2 separate regions of the Mus musculus genome follow, and region 2 is linked to region 1. A link is a loop called in an ENCODE intact Hi-C map of the cell type or tissue named here. Cell type or tissue: heart. All regions are shown on one strand. Links, peaks and the distances in the headings refer to the core of each region. The heading gives the core; the rest is flanking DNA.

Region 1 (8,211 bases), core at 1,597-6,596:
TTGACATTAGGACGGAGTGGACTCTAACAGTTCTGCAGGGCCTTGGAAGGCATGTAGATAGCATGAGCCAGGAAGTAGCCAGGGATTTGGTAGTAAATCAGCTTGAGGAATAGTATATACAAATTAGTCATTTGAATCCACAGTCTATCAGTGTATTAAAGGCTCTGGCAGGTCGTGCAGCTAGAGAAACCAGTTTAATTCATCAATGTCTCCGCCAGCAGCCACGCAAGGAAGCCAGAACTCTATAGGCCACTCCCTCACTTCCTCCGCATGCGTGTTCAGCAGCAGCAGCAAAACTGACCATGGCATCCGCTCTGGCTGATCAATTGCTAATGCCCTCTCTTCCTCACGTCCCCGTGTTTCTGCCTGAAGTTTAACCTGCAGCGAACAACACGGAGGCACTCCAAGCGGACGTTTTCTTCTAGGTAAACCCTCTGCAGATGTCTGTGCAAGCTGCAATCTGGCTGCCCAAACCACTTCGGTCTTAGAGAGTGGTTTTGCAGGAGTCTCCTGTCTCAGGGCCTCCCCCTATCAGTTATGACTTAGGTAACACCCAGCTCACCTCGTTCCAAGAGCGCGGCAAAACGGACTCCGCAGAGTTGAGGCTTTTTGTTAATGGGGTCAGGTGCCCTGAAGATGTGGGATGACGCCTCCTGGTTGCAGCCAGGATGCACCTACTGCTGGCTTTAGGGTACTTCCCTCATCTCTTCTCAAGTTTAACCTACAGTCATTTGCTCACCCTTAGGGTGGTGGCTGAACAGGCTGTTTTGGATCGGAAGACTTAAAGCTCACGTTATTTTTCTTTTCAATTCTGTTTTAATTACCTGATGATAGATCACGCTGAAAGGATTAAGTCCAAATCACTTAGCATCTCTTCCCGAGAGCCCCTCCCACCACTGACCAGCCAGAGGCACTGGGGCTGAAACACTGGGGAAACCCTGCTGTCTCCTCAATGGGCCACTTGTGCTGTTTGCTTGCTGTTACTATAACACGCATGTGAGATGATTATCTTATGAAGAAGAAAGGTTTATTTTGGACTCCGGTTTAGGGATATAGCCTGTGGTCAGTTAGACCCATTACTTTTAGGTCTTTGGTGGGAGTCCCATATAGCAATGTCAGGGCGCACAGAGCAGAGAAAACAGCTCATTAAATGGCCAGGTAGGGAAACACAAAAGAGCAAGGTTAGGGTCCCACCCTCCCCTTCAAGGACTTGTTTCTGGTACCTCAAAGACTTCCCTCTGCCTCTTTCAGTGTCCACTCTACCTCAAAGCACCAAGCTGGAAACCAAGTCTTTAAATACACGGGCCTTTGGAGAATATTCCAGATCCACAGTAGTCCCATGCTTCCTCCAGGTTTTGCTCTTCTATAGTCTGTCGCTGGCTGTCCTCTTTCCTTTTCTCCCCTCATGGAGGGACAGCCTGTTTAAGGGACAGTCATCCTATGTCACAGCTTGCCTCTCCTCCCGTGGGCCTGCTGTACTTCCTGCCTCCTGGCCTCTGACAGCGCCCAGGGAAGAGGATTGATGGTCCCGTCACTGGGTGCATGATGCTTTTACTACTGGGTTTCTGGGTTCCATGTGGAGACAGGAAAGACTACCCACAGTCATCTCTAGCTATCAATCAAGAGCAGTGGGAGGGCAGAGACAGAGCTGGCACGGTCCACCCTGTGTAGGCAAGACAGGCCTGGGCCCAGTGGGTACTTTGCACAATCTTAAGGAGAAAAAAAATTTTTTTTTAAAAAAATGCTCTTCAAAACCAACATGGACTAAAAGATGATAAACTGGTCCAAAAGCCACCCTACTTGCGAGAGGGATGAGGAGGCCAAAGCTGGCGGAGCAGAACCGTAGGATGCTCTTCTTGTCTCAGGCAGTGCAGAGGAGCAGGCTGCAGACTCCCTAAACTGTGGTCTCTGGGGATAGGGAGAAGCTTACAGCTACTTTCTCTGAAAGGTCTCTGGGGATAGGGAGTAGCTTACAGCTACTTTCTCTGAAACAAGAACAGGTAGTTGGTGACTACTTTAGCACCTATGTACTTAATTTTTATCATTTAGTGAGAATCTTTCCCTTCCTTCCTCCCTACCTCCCTTCCTTCCTCCCTCCCTCCCTTCCTTCCTCCCTTCCTTCCTTCCTCCCTATCTTTCCTTCTTTCTTTCCTTTCCTTTCCTTTCCTTTCTTCCTTCCTTCCTTTCTTCCTTTCTCTCTCTCTCTCTCTCTCTCTCTCTCTCTCTCTCTCTCTCTCTCTTTCCTTCTTTCTTTCAATCAGAGCTTAGTGCACCTTTGCTAATTTTTCTCAGAAAATCCTGAAGTCAAAGGAACGGCAACCCAGTTTCCAGACCTTTGTCTCAGCCTTGCAATCACCTCTAGGCATTCTGGGTAAGCAGACAAACAAGCACGAGGCTGGGCGAGCAGGAACCACCCCACCGATTTCCTTTTTCAGACTTTCTTCATCAGGGAATTAGGACAACAGCGACTTAACAACAAGGGTTTGGTCTCCATAAAATTATTAATGTCACTTGAAAATACAGTAAGTTGAAAATTCACTGCGTACAGTTAAAGCAATCAGGTCACGGTAGAGCTTTCTTTCTTCCTGTCAGGGCAACAAGGCTGATGGGAGCTGAAGCTTCCTGCCCCACCCAACACGTAGAGGAGAGCCATTAAAAAGTCAAGATATGGTGTCTCCTGAATGGACATTTCATTCTTGCTACAGGAATAATAGTGATAATAATAATAATAATGTCAAATCATTAAAATTCAGAAGCCTGAGTAGTCATCAATTTATATTAATAAAGGTTGAAAACTCAGCCCCACACGAAGATAATCATAGACCATGGAAACTAAATGGGACAACAGGGTTCAGTTAGTCCCCCTCGCCCACATTTCACAAGGTGGATACAGACAGGAAGATATGCTGAGCTCAAACAGCAAAAGACTTGGTGGAATCCTGCAGCTATTTCCTCTAGAGGACAGAGACACAGTTTAAGGTCCTTTTTAAATAGCCACCATTTTCCAGTTTGGCTCTTTAGCAGCAGGACAGCAAGCAGAAGGACGGGCACAGAAGTGAGGCGAGCACTTTGAAGCGACAGGCACAAAGGGAGAGGGGCGTGAGGAGGCCACCTGAGCTTAGTTAGATAAATTCCTCTCTAAGCAAATCCTCACAGACAGGAAAGGGCATAAAATATTTATGTATGAATGGATATATTGAGTTGCTCATGCCTTTTTAAAAATGTCGTAATGTATGGATGCAGTTATATATCTTAATTGCTAATTCAATAAACATTATTAGCATCTACTAGACTAAACCCGTAGGGATTAGAGTAAAAGTGAGGATATAAATATTCATAACGAGAAGGGCAAACATTCACTGACGGTTATGCTTGATAGGCTGGACAAGCCTTGGCTTATTTACCCAGAACACTAAGTATGGTTCTTTCCCCACTTTATAGGTGAGGAAATGGAGACTTAGGGAGTGACGGAACCTGCCCGTGGTGGCAGAGCTGGAAGGTCTCAGGGCAGGTGGGTGGCAGAGCTGGAGGACGGTAGAGCTGAGGGTCTGACTCGGACTAGTGGGGTCCCTAACCATTAGGCTCAAGAAGCTTACATGAGAACTCTTCCCCACGAATTTGGACTAGACTAGGTGGAACTCATCCGAGCAAACATCACTCCCGCCAGGTCAAGACTCACAATGAAGGGAAGAAAAAAAATGAGGTAGGGGTCTTCAAATGGAAGAATGGAAAGGAAGGCTTCGGGGAGGAGGAACTCACAGGCAGGGGTGAGCAACGCAGGTGAGAGGAACGTGGGAAAGTGCACCTTAGAAACGGTGGGGCGGGGCTTAGCAGCCGCAAGCAACACATGCTAAGAAATGATGCGAGGGTTGGACTGCTCACATCCCAAGGGAATCAGCGCGTCTTGAGTTCAGTGTAAGAGGAACATGTCTTGATGCAACGAGGATGGAGCAAGATCTGGAGATGACAAGGTCACTAGTGGCCACTGGAGCGCCTCTTCATGGAAGCAGGCAGCGCGGCTGTCTGTCTGTCTAGCCTTCGAGTTGTGAGCTGCCAAGAGCTGCGGAAGCTGCAGAAAATAATTCATCTTTCCTTCCCATTCCCTTGGGTTTTAGCGACTCTGGAGTCTGGAGATCAGCAATAGACTACAACCAGGAGGTCTGTAAGGAAGGGGAGGCGTGACCAAGGAGAGGCTGGCTCCTAAAGGAAGCGTTTCTGTCCAACGTTTCTGTGTAGTGAGTCTGCCTTCAGAGAGCTGAGTGCTTGTTTAGCTAAGTCATAGTTTTCACACTAAGGACCATGAACCAGGCTAAACCACAGACACCAGCCAGCTGCATGACCCCGGTGCCTCTGGCAATGGCTGTTCATCTTTTCTAGTTTGCAGCGTGGGTTTTGTCTCATTCCCACTTCCTGCCCCTAATTCCTCTCTAACCTCCTGCTGTTTCCTCTGTTCCTGAGGGTTACCCATGTCATTCCTCACACGTTGGAAGCGCAGCGCCCCCTTGTGATTATGACCACTTACCTTGGACACTCTCAGAAAGCTGAACAAAGCAAAGAACTGTGGCTCCACCTCAAAAACTCGCAGCCTTGTCCTACCAGCTCCCCAAAACCATTAGCGCCACTGAATCGATTTTATTTACTAAAGTTTAAGATCCACTGTCCTGGGAACGGAGATCCTGGGAGCATAGCAGCTCAGAAGAAGGCCCAGTGACAGCCGTGGACACGCCTCCACTCTTCCCGTTTTACATCTCAGATGTGTTTCCCTTACCAGGGATCAGTTTCTGAGGATGGAAATGGCGTCTCCAGCTCCCAGAGCCCAGGGGACATTTATTAGATACTGTGAAGATGACTTATTGTTAAAGGGTCCCCTTCCCTTCTTTCTTTCTTTTTCTTCTTCCTTCTCTACTGCACCCCTCCCCCCCAGCCCTGGTTGGCATTGAGCATAAAACATAGGTTTTAGAAAGCGGTTAATGTTTAAAGGGGAACTCATCAGGTTAGGCAGGGCATGGGCAGGTTGCTCAACTGACAAACAAATCCACCTGCTTTGTTGCTCCCTAAGCTAACAGGAAGCAGCCAGGAGATGGTCACTCACCCAGCAGTGGCTCACACCACCTGGCAAGCCACCGACAGGGCGACAGCACAGCGTGCTGCAATAGCAAGAGGCTATAAATAGACTTTTCTAAGAAGCTGCGGGCTGGTGCTGGACAGGCCTGATGCGGAGGCCTGGTGTGTTGCCCTTCAAACAGATAGGGAACAGTTCTAGAAGGACACTATAGAATGTAAGCCTCCTCCCAGTCCCTCTTCTTTCCTATTTTGTTACCTATGCCTGAGAGTCTCCATTGGGCTCCTAATTGCTGGTTCCTAGCTTAACAATACTGGAGACAAGGGCAGAAATCCCTTGGTAGGTCTTCATGAGGGGAGCCTCGTTCTTATTGCCCCATACTTGTCTAGCTTCTTACTCCTTATGCATGACCCTCTCTGTTGGTCGACTGATGTCCTTCTCGCCTTTTCCACAAGACTAATTCCCCTACTCCTCCATTTGTTCATGTTTTCCCTGTTTGGACTCTTTGAATGCATTCCCCTTTGTTTATAATTGTGGTCTGCATTTTAAGCACATACACCGGTTCTTTACAGACCAAATACATGCATGTCTACCAGTCTGTGTGAAATATAAGAAAAGCTTACTTTTCATGGATAACCTGTGATAAACAAACATGAGCAGGAGTTTTATATTCTTCCCTGCCCACCACCAGGTCATTTTGCAGATTCTGTAGCGGATATCACTGAGCACAGTACCAGATCACTGCTGGGCTCTTGAGGTTGGTTCCAAGTCATGCATTTATCCACTCATTCATCATTTTAAGTGACTACTGTGCTCAAGCCCTGGGCTAGGCTTGGGAGCTAATAGGAAGGAGGCCCAACCTCTATTGCTCGGGAGCTCAGACTGTGGGAAGAGAGGTACACATAAAATAACTCCTTAAAGGGAGAAGAGAGAAATAACTGCCCATGAGAGTCAGGAGAAGCCTCACAGAGGATTATTTGTACTGTGGTGAAAGAAGAGTGGGGGTTTGCTCTGTTATGAAATGGAGAGAGGCCCTTCTAGCACAGGGAATGCAAGGGCACAAAGGTGAAGGAGGAGACAAAGGAGGAGGAGGAGGGGAGAAGGGAGGAGGGAGAAGGAGGAGGAGGAGGGAGAAGGGAGAAGGGAGAAGGAGGAGGGAGAAGGAGAAGGGAGGAGGGAGGAGGAGGAGGGAGGAGGGAGAAGAAGGGAGGAGGGAGAAGGAGAAGGGAGGAGGGAGAAAAAGAGGGAGGAGGGAGAAGGAGAAGGGAGGAGGGACCATGTATTGAGAAGCTATAAGCAGGTTACTAGACAGGCGGGACATGCAATACAGTGACACAGACAAGCACTGGAATGAATAGCTAAGGCCAGATCATGCAGACCCTTATCTACAGTGTCATTAAATCCAGCTTTCATTCCGAAGTTAGTGTGCGTCACGGATTTGTCAAACTCTGCTCTTTCCCAAGTGGCTTTTAACCCGTATCTCCAGAGTTCCCGGGAAGGAAGGCCCTGCCATTGACTTTCTCTCTTTGTACTTTTGTTAAGAAAGTGATGTCTGTGCAGCATTCCCACAGAAAACACTTATCTCTGAGGCTCATTAACCCACCACATTCCTTTCCTGAGACACTTCACCACAGAAATGGTCTTCCGGGACTTCTGCTCCTAGAATCTACCATTATCCTGTGTGTAATGGTTGCTAGGCATGGACCCCGCAGGCTTTTCATGTCTAAGGTACTCTTTCTCGGGAGGAAAAATATCACAGATGATTCATTCCCTCGTGGTTGGTACCTTTCTGTTGTTTTGCCAGGGAGGACCACTAACTCCCTCAAGCCTTCTAGGCTTCTTGCTTTGTGTCCAGGGTCAGGCGTTTCCAGGATCCTTCCTCCATGTTGGAGGCGTGGTTTGTGTTGAGGCACCAGCCCTCTCCTCTGCTGTGCTCTGCCATGTGCTGAGACCACTGGGCTGAGCTCTGGGACTTATCCTTACGTGCAAAGATGAAATAAAGTGAAGAACACCATGATCCAGAGAGAACGTGTATTGAAATAGAAATGACAGTGCTTGTGCTCTGGGCTGGGAATGACTGTTACAGATGATGAAATGAGGAGACAAAGGGGCCTCTGGAAGTACGTGACTTCCAGGACAGCTGACACTCTGTGCAAGAGGAGGCTGTACTAGAACAGGAACCGGAACTGAACAGGAAGTGAACGTGCTAGGCTCAGCCCTCATGTTGAAAGGCACACATCCTCTCTGCAAAAAAAAAACAAAAAAAAAAAACAAAAAAAAAAAAAAAAAAAAAAAAAAAACCAAAGACAGGAGCTCATTTGCCATCTCAGAACCTTGTGCCACATAGCTGCATTACTGCACTGTATCTCAGTTCTTGGCAGCCATGGAAAGAGGTATCCAGTAGCCACCACCTCCTGTGTGTGTGTGTGTGTGTGTGTGTGTGTGTGTGTGTGTGTGTGTGAGTGATGCCGGGATGCTTTTATTATTCTAGTACAGATTAGAGTTACTGACCGACTGGTTCTCTTTGGAAATGCTTAGAAAGAGAATGCAATAGGCATTCCTTGTTATTTTCCATATTCTGAGTCTCTTCTGGTATCTTAAAACTAGGAACGAGGCTAGGAAGGGAGAGACATACATAGTGAAGCAAGGACCTGACTCGTCATCGGAGACAGAGAGAGCCGTTCCCTATGTGACCATGAGTGTTGGCTTTGGTGTGAGTGTGTTAGAGTTCTCTGGTGGAACAGAACTTTCAGTGTTAATTTATGTAACAGAGGGAAGTTACTAGGTTGCCTTATTAAGACCTGGGCTGGGTAGTTCAACAATGGCTGTCTGAGAAAGCTGGATTGGGTAAAAACTTCTGCTTAGTCCAGGAAGCTGGAAGTCTCATCAAGGTGACCTGAAGACAATTGTGTAGATATATTCTCTTGGTTGCTAATCGATGTAGGAAGGTCCCATTGTATGGTACCAAATATATGGGAGTAAGCCTGGCTATCTAAGAAAGGTAACTGAACCGGGTGATGGCGGTGAATACCTTTTATCCCAGCACTTGGGAGGCAGAGGCAGGCAGAGTCTACAGAGAAGGTTCCAAGACAGCCAGGGCTACACAGAGAAACCCTGTCTTGAAAAACAACACAACAACAACAACAACA
Region 2 (8,211 bases), core at 1,074-6,073, 260 kb after region 1:
TGGGTGAGCATTCTCATAGAAGCAGGGGGAGGGGAGTGGGACAGGGGATTTGCAGAGGGGAAACAGGGAAGGGGATAACATTTGAAATGTAAATACAATAACCAATAAAAATAAATTAAATAAATAAAAACAGCAGCTTACTTGTAATTCTAGTTCCAGTGAATCTAATGGGTCTTTCTGGCATCTGAGGGCACTCCAAAGCAATCTTTTAGAAAAGAAATGTATTTGACTAGAACGTAAGCAGACACCTTCCCCCAACAATACTGCATATAGCTTTTCCCACAGCATTTACCTGGGTGTTTAGAAGATGAAGTATCTAGAGATGACTTCAAGTATAAGAAAAGTGCAGACCCTATGGCACTGACAGCAGGCTGTGGAGTCCTGGCAACTAGGTATTCACAGGGATGACGGTTCCCTACCCACCACCACCCCCAGTTTCAAGCCTTTTAGCCTGTCTTAGTAAACACACGATACAAACATTCCTCCCAAGAATATTGGGGTCACTTCTTTTTCAGTTAAACTACTCCAACAGTCCTCAATACATCCAGTACTGCACTATAACTCTGATCTAGGGTTCCCATACTATCAGGTTTTTGTTCTGCTTTCTAAATCCTTAGAGTTTAATAATAATGCTTTTAATCAGGAAGAGGTCAACAACTTTCTACAGAGGACTAGGCAGATGGCAGGCATGGTTTCTAGAGTGAACACTCACCTCTGCTGCTGGAGCACAAACACAGAACGCAGGCAAAACATTGCAAATGGGAGCTATTCCACAAAGCTTTATTTACAACATCAAAATTTTATTTCATAAAATTCCTATGCTACAAGTCACATCATTGGCATGGTAGGTAGCACTTACCTGTAATTCCAGTACCGAAGAATTTGAAACCTGATTAGACTACACAGACATACCCTGTCAAAAACATACATACATATATACATACATACACACATGCATACATACAAGCACTCTTGATTTTAACTTGCCACTTGGCTATCAGATTTGGTTCGTGGCTACAGTGTGTGCATTGATGCTGTGTGGGGGCAGGAAGAGCTGAAATGAGGGTCAACACTAAGGACGATACTTAGTGGGACTACTCATTTACCAACACTGCAATCATTACACACGGAAAGCATCTCAACAGGCCCCGCTGGAATAAAGGAGGAGTTCACAGCTCATCACTAAGGAAGTCAGTCTCCTCCAGCAGCTCAAAGTCTTCCTTGCAACAGGACACATACTCACAGACTTCACAAAGGACATGGCTCACTCGAGGTGGGTGACTTGACTGGTGCTCCTTGTATTGATCACTTGTGATCCCTCCTTCCCCAGAAATCTTACTACCCACCCCTTCTTCCTTATCCTTCGCAATAGTGCTTTAATATCTGGGACGATGAACTAAAAGTTCTTTCACCTTTCAAGTAATCAAATCACCATTTAATAAATGACTCGTCAGCAATAGGACCAGTTTAGCATGACTCCCATGGTCTTTCCTGTTAACCCAGCTGAGAAAACCTATCCCTACAGCAGGACAAGCAGGTCTCTAAAGGCTACAAGAAAGGGCCTTGAGGCTGGAGAGATGGCCCCAGAGTTGAGTGCGACGGCTCTTGCAGAGGCATTGACTCAGGATCCCAGCACCCACATTAGGTGCTCATGGCCACCTGCAACTCCAGTTCTGAGGCGTCCACAGGAATCTAAGGGTACATGGTGCACATAAACTCTCCCAGGCACACATACACGCAGAAACACATGCTGAAAAAAAAGAAAACCTCTTCTTCCTGCTTTTGCTTGACCCAGTCAGAGGGAGAAGTGGAGAGAAAGAAAAATTTCCAGAGTCAATGTCAGTATTTAATACAAAATCAGACAAAATGTAGCTGAGAATATATACCAGTTTGTGTGGATTTGAAAATAATACAGGGGGAAAAATCAGTCTCAATGTCCAAGCAAGTAAAAGGAAAACAAGGAGATGACCATGGCGACTGAGAAAATAAAGCTTTAAGTAAGTATCAGCAAACACTAGCACCAGTGTAAGCCATCCCAGCAGTAACAAGAACCAGTATCTTTACACACAACGTAGGCAGGCAGGCTGCAGTAGTTTCCTTTCAAGAATTATGACTCACTCTATAACTTACAGACAGGTTATATCAGCAGAAAGCCAAATCAAATGGTTTGACAGAGACTCAGAGTGAGTGAAGATGGCGAAATACTTAGTAGAGCCAAAAGCATTTTAAAAGCTTGCAGTGTTAAGTTCTTTAAAAAAAAAATGTTAAGCACTTGATTAGGAAAAAATTTAAACAGCCTGATTTAAAAACAAAACAAAGAGGAAGGCATTAGTATGTCCTGCTATTCTCTAACTTCCCAATGGTAGTTTCCCTATTCAGTAGCAACTATGCAATCAGGTGACAAGCAATTATTTTTCTAGGGCATGAACCTGCCTGTGTCACCATGGCTTATGTGAGAAAATGAAGAGTAAGTCAGTCCAGAGAGCCTGCTGGCTTCTGTCCCTCACAATGACCATTTCCTGTCCCTTTGCTTCAAGACAGAGCTCACTGGGGAATGAAACCGCAAGCCTGGGTAGCAAATTCTCATGGTCCCAAGCGCATCGCTGTCGTTCCTCCTATGTCCGAGTTAGGAAACATGATCAATCTACTTGATTATAGTGGTGATGGACATAATATGATCACAATCATTAAGGAAAGTTGAAAAAACAAAACAACAGGCAATGCCAATGAGATGGGTCCAGGAAAGCATTAGAGGGGTTTAATTCCAAAAGCTCCCACTGTTAGCCTCCAGACAGTATGACATCATCATCTCCAGAGCACATCTTGACTTTAGAAGCAGGAATTACTTTCCAATATATACTGGTCACTCACCAAGACAAGCCAGGTACTTTTTACTATGGAACAAAACATTTCACCTCACAGTACTGAATACAAATGTTTACCATGAGCTCAAAAGCAGGGCGAATATACATTCACAATGGTGAGGGAAGGCAAGGAGCAAATCTTCAGATTTTCCCATTGATTTGTAAGTTATAGCTCTCACAAGTTCACTTGTATTTTCTACTGACACATTTTGGAATCAGGAGCTCATTATATGGCTCAGAGTGGCTTCAGATTCACCTATGCCTTAACTCTTGAGGACTGAAATTACACATCTGTGCTACCAGGCTGCCTTTTCTAACTTTCCATTAGTCTCACCAGTAATTAGACTTTTAAAAAGGATGTATATATTATATATACAACATTCTGCCTGCATGCCAGAAGAGGACAGCAGTCTCATTGTAGGGGGTTGGGAGCCACTATGTGGGTGCTGGGAATTGAACTTCAGGGCCTCTCAAAGAGCAGCCAGCACTCTTAACTTCTGAGGCATCTCTCCAGCCCAGTATTCTAAATTTAGTTATTTTATGTTTATGAATGTTTTGCCTGTTGGATTCTTTGAAACTTACAGATGGTTGTGAGCCACCATGTGGGTTCTGGGAATTGAACTTGGATCTTCTACAAGAGAAGCAAGTACTTTTAACCACTGAGCCATCTTGCTAGCCTCCAGTAACTAGATTTTTAACTAAATTCTATGACCTATTACAAGGTTTCCAGTTATAATATGAAACTGGTCCCAGTACTTTATCATCCTTGAGCTGAGTTGATTCTCTTAGTCTATCACGTGTGTTCTGGGGGTCATGTGTGTTCAGGGCTGTCAAAGTAGACACCTTTAGAAACAACTTCCTGGCTTGAATATAGGCTATACACAGATATGCCGAAAATGTTCCAAGAAGAAACACCTGAATTTGCTGCTCAGCAAGCACTTTGCTGAGTGGACCAGAGTGAGTGACGCAGGGGGGGACAGCTGCTGGCCAGAGAGTGACGCAGGGGACAGCTGAAGTTGCCTCCACCATCTCAGATCTTGGTTTTTTTTTAGCTCATGAGCTATGTAGCAAGGCCCACTATGGTTGTGTCTACATCAACTTGCAGGCTTTTTTTTTTCCTTGTCATTATTCCCTAAATGATACAACCATTTCTTTATAGTTTATTAAGTATAAGCTACCCAGAGATGATTAAAATATGTGGGAGAACGTGTAGGTTATATAGAAACATTATGCCACTTGAACTATAGAACTTCAACACTTGCAGAATCTGGTACCCACACAGCCTTCTTGGGACAAAGCCCTCACTTCACCTACAAACTTACAAAGTTAAAAGAACCACGTTTTACTTAAAACTCAATGGGCAAACACTACCTTTCAATCCTTTCCACATTTTCAAAAAATGTATTTAATTTCATGGTGGTAATGTAGAAATTCATTTTAAATTCCAGTATCAATAAGAACATGACATGTAAAGAATTTTCTGATAAAACTTCCATCTTAAAAGCCAAGGGACACATCTTGGACACCTTACATTATAAAATTCAGTTCTGAGCAGAGACTGGTTACTGTGTGTAACAAATACTGCTCAGATCAAAAGTGCTGGTGACAAAGAATTTGGTGTGTCCTCCCACAAAATGTCTGCATACATACCCATCTATCTGTAATTGTAATAAGATCTTAAATGTTTAAGGTGCTTGAAGGTTGCATTAACTCAGATTCATTCGCCTGCTACTTTTGTAGCAACTGATCAGACAAAACTGCAGTTACTTTCTACTATGTGGCATCTGTGGAGCTGGAGCGCCCTCTACTGGTAAGGATGAGGACACACTCATCAACTGCCCTCCAAGTATTTTTTCATTGATTCGAAGTTCACATCCATCCTGAAGCATCCGAATAGCTATTCTAGCAATGTTCTTAGAGTCATCGAGACCGCTGTGAGGCCGTCCATCATAATCCATTCCTAATTTTTCAAGCATTATTGTTAGTTTGGTCTGGCTTCTGGGAACCTAGAAAACAAAGAACCAAGTAAGTAATTAAGAACTCGGCACAACACAAAAACTTAAAGATAGCAATTATGAATATGTTCAAGGACCTAACAAGGATATGAATAAATGCCTGAACAAAGACGAGGAAAACACCAACAGTTGAGTGTATTTAATTTAAACCACTATTAAATTAAACTGCCAGGTGTGGTGAAATATGTCTTTAATCCTAGCACTCTGGAGGCAGAGGCAGGCAGATCTGTCTCTGTGAGTTTGAGGTCAGCCTGGTCCACATAGCGAGTTCCTGTGATCCTGACTCTAAAAGATCAAAGGGGGGAAATTTTTTTAAAAGAAAAGTTCAGTAAGTCAAAATTAAAATGAAATGGCAGAGAAGCTTTCAGATCACAAAGACACAGTAGGAAAAAAATAAAAAATCAAAGAAAACATTAAATTTTAGAAAAAGGAAAAACAAAAACTCCAGACTCAAAAAAATTCCAGGGAATCTGGGATGGGAGACTTTGAAAAGACCAACCTACAAATAATAGGTACAAAGAAAGGAGAAGAATCCTAGGTCAAAGGCACGGAAAATATTATTAACAAAATCATAAAAGAAAATTTCCTAATTCTAAAGAGATGCAGCAAAGTTCATTCAGAACACCAAATACCGAGGCCCAGAAGCACCTCAATAATCACAGCACTTAAATAAAACAAAGGATATGGAAAGCTGCAGGGGAACAAGGCCCACTCATATATAAAGGCTGACCACTAGCAGAACATCTGACTTCTTAATGGAGACTCTGAAAGCCAGAGGGCTTGGACTGAGGTACAAGCATTGAAAGACCACAGGCACCAGCCCAGACTACCACATCCAGCTAATTGTAATCTCCTGTGAGTATAGTCAGAGGAGAAAGGAACACATTTTACAGACACTAACTAGCACATAGGTGTGGGTGCTGTGCCCTTTGGGCTAGAGAGCGGGATGTTGAGCTTCCAGTCCTGACTGAGGTATTGACCAATGGGGAACGGGTTAAAAATAGGTGGTACTGAGAAGGTGTGCCCACAATGTGGAAAAAGGAGACATTTCCATGCCATAAAACAGGGAGGCAAGCTAAGACTGAGTCAATTCTCAGTGGTCTGGGCAGACAAGTCAGGCTGCTGGCTTCTCTTACAAGAACAAAGGCGTCACCTAGGGAAGAGAAATACTTCACGGCTTTTCTCCTTGCTCAGCTGTCATCAGAGAAGCCTCTTACAGCAGAGGGGACTAACAGAGAGTCACACCTGTCTAGACACATCTGCAGAGTAAGACCTTGAAGCATTCAGTCCTAATGGCACGTTTTCACCCCTTCCCCCCTCCGCCTGAGGGTTTCAGGGATCTATGCAGAAGAGAGGAAGAGTCAGAAGAGACAGATGATTCTAAGGACTGTGAACTCAAAGGCTGTAGTGGCATGCACAGGGCCTGTGAAAGGTTCAAGTGAGATGGGGTCCCAGTGTTGAATATAAAGTGGACACAGGTTCCCACCCCTAACCAAAAAACTATCTGTAACTGATACTCACTGGCAACAAAAAAATTAAATGTTCTCTAATGGCATCTCACTGAGTATATTAACCACGCCTCAGGAATAATTGGCCAACACAAGAGTTCAATAGTATTTTTGTACCTTTTGTCTCATTTTGCTTTGGGGTATTTTTATGGTCTTATCGGTCATTTGCTTGTATGTATACTTTGGTTTCCATTTTTGTGAGTTTGTGTGTGGAGGTGTGTGTGCGTATGCACATGTATTTTAAAAAGTAAGGACACAGAGTTGGGTGGGTGGGGAAGATCAGGCAGGAGTTGAAAAAGAGGAAAATGTGACCAGAATATATTTATGAAAAACTTTTAAAATAAAAAAATGGAAATTGATTTAAAATTGATTAGACTGTATTAGTAGTGCTCAACTTTCCACAGACTTGGGGGACTTAAGTGGAAACTTGGGGTTTCTTTGGAAAGTCGGTAATGTCAAATGATTCTTTGCTGGAAGTTTTGCTATAGCAGACATGCCCCAGGCAGTGAGAGCCGGAGCACTGCTTTGTCTGGCGCTGCCTTGCTAGCCTCACTGACACATGCAGGTTTGTCGTACACTGCATCGCTGAGTTTTACTTGTGGTGACTTTATAGAGAGAAACTCGCTGAAGAACATCTTGGAGGCTCCTGCGGCTTCTTGCCACTTCTGAGCACTCGGGATGGCTGGTGAGCCTTGTGGTTTCTTCTGGATGGAACTGCCCTTGCTGGCTCATATGTGGTGTCTGCCAAGTGAACTGGACTGCAGCTGCTGATTCGTGTTTGGTGTTTGCTGGTGGACTGGACTGAAAACAACAAAGACTGGAATCGCCCCAAAGAGCCATTTCTAAAGGTCCACTTCCACCCGTATCCTAATAACCTTTCTTTCCAACTACCTCTAGTGGATGGTGGGCTGGAGGAGAGGCTAAACTCTAACTAAAGTAGGCTGTGAAAAATCTATGCCTATAGGATATGCTACTTCAAAACCTAGTGACCTGTTTCATACTTAAATTTATATACCTGGGTATATGTGTATGTTTAAATATGAGGAAATTCTATCTGTCTGCTCTATTTCTTTCTAGAAAATACCAATTTATCCAACTTTCCCAAACAAACTAATTGTACAGAAGAAATAAAACACAGTACATCAATCAGGAGAGCTATCTCATCTTTTAATGCAAAAACCCAGCATTTTAGTGGAGATAGAGGCCAATAAAAGACATATTTATAAAATTTTATAGAAGTTAGACTACATTTGAGCATATGCAAGAGAAGAAACTGGGAGAGTTTCCTCTAGTCATATAAAGGATTGTGCCTGTGTTTCTATTCATATTATTTCAGCCTACTTTTAGAAATATCAAACCCTATTTTAGTTTAAGCCAGTTGATTAACAATTTATAATGTCTACCTTGTAAGTTTTTAACTTTATGATGAGGAAACAAAGAGATTAATACATTTTGACTGTCCATTTCTAACAAGCACTTGAGAAAAGCTGGGTTAGAAGTAACGAGGCAGGAGGTGAAGCAGCTACAGGTGATGGGATGCTGCCAGTTCTGATTCAGAAGCAGAGTGAAGCAAGTGAAGCACAGTGAAGCACAGTGAAGCACAGTGAAGCACAGTGAAGCAAGTGCAGACAGTGCGGACAGTGCGGAAACAGGACTCAGTGCGCTGAAGCACTGCTCAGGTTTTCCCTTTCAGATTGGTTTTGAATTTTGTGTAACATTTTTTAAAAGTTGTTTTTTTTTTTTTTTAAATTTCCAAAATGTGTGACAAGAAAAACTGAGAAATTATAAAATATAATCAAAGGACTAACATGGCATAACCAAACC

What was found. Hi-C counts contacts between places; a loop is a spot of excess contacts. Peaks named below come from ENCODE experiments on the same cell type or tissue, not always from the same donor. Only the 100,000 strongest peaks of a DNase experiment are listed, where the experiment ranks them.
Region 2: a loop joins it to region 1, with 3 times the contacts of the local background. A loop is called at or near these places in 12 of 42 quality-filtered maps.

The regions. Positions count from the first base shown.
Region 1 is chr8:35,201,345-35,209,555 of GRCm38, forward strand. No RefSeq gene overlaps it. Among named protein-coding and RNA genes, the nearest start is that of Gm34474, 13 kb to the right of the region's middle. In heart, for the core only: a CTCF peak has its summit at 4,499 (motif pointing left); DNase peaks (open chromatin) are centred at 4,477 and 5,157; H3K4me3 peaks cover 1,204 bases; H3K27ac peaks cover 2,765 bases.
Region 2 is chr8:35,464,501-35,472,711 of GRCm38, forward strand. It overlaps Eri1 (exoribonuclease 1), which reads right to left. Exons shown (of 7, transcript NM_026067.3): 7 at 765-4,870. The coding sequence ends at 4,628. Among named protein-coding and RNA genes, the nearest start is that of Gm51568, 27 kb to the right of the region's middle. In heart, for the core only: no CTCF peak of the experiment used is centred there; no DNase peak of the experiment used is centred there.